Regions from separate parts of the Homo sapiens genome. Here region 1 is linked to region 2. Evidence: chromatin loops called from intact Hi-C (ENCODE). Cell type or tissue: HepG2. All regions are shown on one strand. Links, peaks and the distances in the headings refer to the core of each region. The heading gives the core; the rest is flanking DNA.

The links. Peaks named below come from ENCODE experiments on the same cell type or tissue, not always from the same donor. Only the 100,000 strongest peaks of a DNase experiment are listed, where the experiment ranks them.
Region 1: a loop joins it to region 2, with 2.1 times the contacts of the local background. A loop is called at or near these places in 10 of 110 quality-filtered maps.

What each region holds. Positions count from the first base shown.
Region 1 is chr20:53,733,248-53,736,062 of GRCh38, forward strand. No RefSeq gene overlaps it. Among named protein-coding and RNA genes, the nearest start is that of ZNF217, 140 kb to the left of the region's middle. RefSeq lists a silencer at 869-1,069 and an enhancer at 2,335-2,815. In HepG2, for the core only: a CTCF peak has its summit at 1,349; a DNase peak (open chromatin) is centred at 2,472.
Region 2 is chr20:53,785,903-53,788,717 of GRCh38, forward strand. No RefSeq gene overlaps it. Among named protein-coding and RNA genes, the nearest start is that of BCAS1-AS1, 130 kb to the right of the region's middle. In HepG2, for the core only: a CTCF peak has its summit at 1,180 (motif pointing right); DNase peaks (open chromatin) are centred at 789 and 1,149; H3K4me3 peaks cover 1,023 bases.

The DNA of each region.
Region 1 (2,815 bases), core at 173-2,672, 53 kb before region 2:
GTGAAATGAGAATAGAGGTTGGAGTGAGGAAGGGGAAAATATTCCAAGCAGGGGGAAATGTAAAACATTTGAGCAAAATCCTGTGGCAAGAGGCAACCTGGACCATTTGAAACAGGGCTGTGCGCATAGAATCAAAAAATAGGGCAAAGGGTGACAGAAGAGAAAGCCAGAGTGGGAGACATGGGCCTAGCTGAAGAGCATCTCAAAGCCTGTCATGAGTTGGAATGTGTCCCTCCAAAAAGATGAAGTAGAGCCCTATCTGCCAGTATTTCTGAGTAGGACCTTATTTGGAAACAGGGTCATTGCACATGTAATTAGTGAAGATGCGGTCATACCGTAGAGTGGGTTCCTAATCCAATGGGACTGGTGTTCTTATATGAAGACACAGATCACCAGGAGCGGTGGCTCACGCCTATAATCCCAGCACTTTGGGAGGCCGAGGCGGCAGATCACGAGGTCAGGAGATTGAGACCATCCTGGCTAACACGATGAAACCCCATTTCTACTAAAAATACAAAAAATTAGCCAGGCGTGGTGGCGGGCGCCTGTAATCCCATCTGCTCGGGAGGCTGAGGCAGGAGAATGGCGTGAACCTGGGAGGCGGAGCTTGCAGTGAGCCGACATCACGCCACTGCACTCCAGCCTGGGGGACAGATTGAGACTCCGCTTCAAAAAAAAAAAGAAGACACAGATCCACAGGGAGAAGGCCATGTAACAACAGAGGAATACATTAGAGTGAACCAGCTGCGAAGAATGTCAAGGATCGATTGCCAAGTAGGTCGAGGCAAGGAAAGAGTCTCCCCTCCAGAAGAAGGTGGCTCTCCCGACACCTTGATTCTGGACTTCTAGCCCCCAGAACTGTTAGGAAATAAATTTCTGTTGTTTTAAGTCACCCAGTTTGTTGTACTTGGCTATGACATCTGTAGGAAATTAACACAAAGGCCACAGTAGGATTTTGGTCTTTGTCCCAAGAGCAGCAAGGAAGCATGGCAAGAATTTAAACAAGGAAGGGAGAGCGGAGGATGTTGGTCTGGCTAAGGTGGGGATATGGAAGGGAAGGAAACAAGAGTGTGTGCAAGGCAGACCAGTTAAGAGGCTTGGGCGAGGGGGACTGCTTAGGAGGCTGCAGGGAGATGAGTTAGCAGTTGATGTGGTTGTCCGGGAGAGAGATGACAGAAGCTTGGAATAGGTGTTAAGGGTAAAGATGAAGCTGAATGAAAGGATTTTGGATCCCTATGGTGAGTGAGATACAGAGCCATGTCAACAATGACTTCAAGGCTTTGGGCTCACTCAACTGGATGGATGGGGGCGCCAATCACTGAGCAAGTGATCCTCAGGGAAGATCAGACTCCACTTAGCACAAGGTCTCTCAGCCAGCAGAATGAGTTTCAATGTTCTTAAAGCAAACACACCCCAAAGAAAATTTCCTTTTGAATTGTAATAAATACACTCTGCAATGCCTTCTGTTTTTACAGAATAATATTTCTGGGAGACCGGTACACATAAGCACTTGGAAGTTGATCTCTTTCTTATTAATAATTGCCTGATAATTCATTGTGTGGATATAAGATAATTTAACCAATCTATTTATGTATTTAGCTTGTTTCCAGATTTTAAATTATTTCATTGCAAGTTTTTAAAAATTTTCTAGCTTCATCCATTAAAAGAAATACTTTTACATTGTTAACTACTATATACACATACGACACACAAATACACACACACACAGCAAAAAGTTTCACAAAATAGTACTTATCCTACCTATATGTCATTCTATTCTATTCTATTCTAATTCCATTCCAACTAAAAGTAATAGCCATGACCCACTAAATTGATCTTACCACCTACTGACAGGTCACAACCTGCAGTTTGAAAAACACTTTCAATGCATATTTATTCAATGAAAAGGGACAAGTAGGCCAGGCGCAGTGGCTCATGCCTGTAATCCCAGCACTTTAGAAGGCCAAGGTGGGAGGATCACTTGAGGTCAGGAGTTTGAGACCAGCCTGGCTAACGTGGTGAAACGTCATCTCTACTAAAAATACAAAAATTAGCCGGGCGTGGTGGCAGGTACCTGTAATCCCAGTTACTCGGGAGGCAGAGGCAGGAGAATCACTTGAACCCGGGAGGTGGAGGTTGCAGTGAACTGAGATTGTGCCACTGCACTCCAGCCTGGGCAACAAGAGCAATACTTCGCCTCAAAAAAAAAAAAAAAAAAAAAAAAGGAAAAGTACTTATTTATACTCCAATACTGTTCTGAACATTTTGTAAGTAATAACTTAATAATCCTTACAATGACAGTGTGCCAGTGGGCTAAGAATTATTATCTCTCCGTTTTCCAGATGATGAAACTGAGACACAGAGAGGTAGACAAGTTACCCAAGGTCACATGCTAGTATGTCGGAGAGCTGTGCTTAAACCCCGGCGGTCTGGCTGCAGTTTATGCTCTTAATCATCAGCCTATGGTATTTCCTTTAGCCTTAGGAATTGATGTGAGACTAACCAGGTATTTAGCAATGCACAGCTCTAAATAGCCTCTCCAGTATTTCAAACCACGGCAGGGCAGGTTCCTTTACAAGATAGTCAAACAGGACATAAGTGTATTACTCTGCTATTTATATACCTCCATGGCTCTAGAAGGCAAACAAAGACTCCTGAAATTTAATAATCTCCTCCAGAAACTTAGCTTCAGCAACACACACACACATTCTCTCTCTCTGTGTCTCTCTCTCTCTCTCTCTCTGTCTCTCTCCAAAAGCCCCAAACCTTCAAGCTCCCAAATAATCAATGATGACCACTCTCAGTGCTGGACTGA
Region 2 (2,815 bases), core at 74-2,573:
AAATAGACACCCCCCCCGAAGCTGTGAAATGGGGCAGCTTCGCCAATAAGCTGAACATCATGGCATCTATTGATCAGCCTTTTATATTTCTTTTTACGGGTATTGCCTTTATTTTGAGGATTTTCCATCTGTAAGTTCTCTTTATATAGGCTATTAGGCGTCTGTCATACATGTTGCAAAGATGTTTTCCAGCTTTGCAATTTGGAGTTGACTTTTGACACCGATGAACCAGTGACAATTACTTCTGATCCGATAACTTATTTGTTGGCAAAGCATGGTCCTGTGAATTCCTTTCTTGGCACCTAGGATCATTGCTTCAGCATCTGTTCTTTTAGAAAACAGGTTTGTCCAGCAACTTGTATTTGTCATCTTCCTTGTGATTTGTTTGATCAAGTACATTGTCTGTTAAGTTGAGTTGCTGCTGGCTTTCAGGTCAAACGCATTAGGCTTTAATAGGCATTCTGAAGTGCTTACCAAACCCAGCTCTGTAGTAAAGGAACTGTTAAGAGTCCTTCTTTTCTCTTTTCCTTCTCCTACTTTTATTTCAGTTTGTTGAATTCCTCCCATAATCTGCCTCTGGGTTAAAGGCTTTACGTTATCTTTTCACATCTAATTCTCATAACCTTGTGATCCTAGGTGTGGTTAGTTCCGTTTTTTATTTAAGGAAACTAACTTGTGGAGAAGTAAAAAAAAAAAAATTCTACCCAGAATCACATGGGTAGCAGGTGAGGAAAGTGACTTTTGAACTTACATTGGTCAGACTCCAAAAGTCAAGCTCTTAACCTTCACCCTACTACCTCTAACTTACCCTGGCTTTCAATGAGTTGCTTGTGTGTTTCTTCGTCTTTTAACCCTGATAAAGAGATTTGGTGCACAATAGGACCTGAGATCTATTGGGTTGAGAAAGAGAAAGAATATTCTATGTGGGGTGGGCTGAGGAGGTGTTTCCAAAATGTTTCCACTTCAGTTTCATACACAAACATACAATGGATGAAAAAGCAGGAAGGCAATAAGCTCACTTTGTTACACACTCCTCCGCAGTCAGGTTGTACATAATGCCGCTACGAGCAGCTTCTCAACCTCAGCACTGTTGACATTTTGGGTGGATAATTCTTTGTTTTGTGTTGCTGTCGTGTGCCTTGGATATTTAGCAGTATCCCTGGCCTCTACCCACTAGATGCCAGTAGCACCTCCACCCCTGCTGTGACAATGGAAAATGTTTCCAGACATTGCCAAACGTCCTCTGGGAGGAAGAATCGCCCCTGGTAAACACTCAATGGCCTATGATTAATAAAGGCTTAACAATGCCTTTCACAGCTCCAAAGAAATATCCATAGATTACAAGGCTAATAAAGATACACTGGGTCATGTATTTCTCTCCTTCTCTCTCTCTCTCTTTTTTTTTTCCCGCTAGCAGAATTTCCTAGTGGAAGCTGAATGTTTGATTAGCACACTTAGAAACCGTAGAAATGTTTATTTAAATATATGGCTAACACAAAGAAAACATTTTTATCATTATTTTCTCATTACAGATAATTTTTTTTTTTGAGGTGGAGTTTCGCTCTTGTTGCCCAGGCAGGAGTGCAATGGCATGATCTCAGCTCACCACAACCTCCGCCTCCCGGGTTCAAGTGATTCTCCTGCCTCAGCCTCTCGAGTAGCTGGGATTACAGGCATGTGCCACCACACCCGGTTAATTTTGTATTTTTAGTAGAGGCGGGGTTTCTTCATGTTGATCAGACTGGTCTCGAACTCCTGACCTCTGGTGATCCGCCAGCCTTGGCCTCCCAAAGTGCTGGGATTATAGGTGTGAGCCACTGTGCCCGACCATTACAGATAACTTTTATTGAACTCATACTGTTTGCCAGTCCCAATGCTAAATCCCTTACTATGTCATTTATCTCATTTATGACTCACAGGTTTTAAAAATAGACATGAATGTTATGCCCATTTTACTGATGAGGAAATTGAGATTTACAAACATTAAATAACTTCTTTTAAGATCACTGGAAAGATTAATGCAGCTGAAAACTTAACCCAAGTTTGTTTTACACTGGGGTTTATTTACACTACTGACTTCCAAAATTAATATTCATCCACAGTAGGACAATTAAACACAATCATTAAAAACAAAATGAAGACTATAAAATCAGTGCTATCTTACCACTCAGCAATAATCTGTATTGACATTTTGCTATGAATTCATTCAGTCTTCATTCTCTGCATTTAAAAACATATATGCTTTAGAAAAAACGAAACATGTTTAATATCCTATGTTTTTTCTTTATATTTGGGACTACTTTTCCATCATGATGTTAAACATTCTTTACTAAGTACCATTTAAAAGGGCTATATAAAAATTAAAAAAATTAACCAGACATGGTGGCATGTACCTGTAGTCCCAGCTACTTGGGAGGATGAAGTGGGAGGTTTCTTTGAGCCAAGGAGTTAGAGACCAGCCTGGACAACATAGTGAGACCCCCACCTCTAAAAAAATAAAAATATTTAGCCAGGGGTAGTGGCGTGTGCCTGTTGTCCCAACTACTTGGGAGGCTGAGGCAGGAGGGTTGCTTGAGCCCAAGAGTTTGAGGCTGTAGTAAGCTATGATCGTGCCACTGCACTCCAGCATGGGTGACATAATGAGACCCTGTCGCAAAATGAATGAATGAATGAATGAATAAATGAAAGAGCTATTTCATATTCTACCAGGGAACATTTAAACAGTCTCCCATTGCCAGACATTCTGGTTGTATTTTTTTCCTCTCTCCCTCTCTCCTTCTCCCACCCTCTCTCTTTCTTTCTTTTTCATGTTATT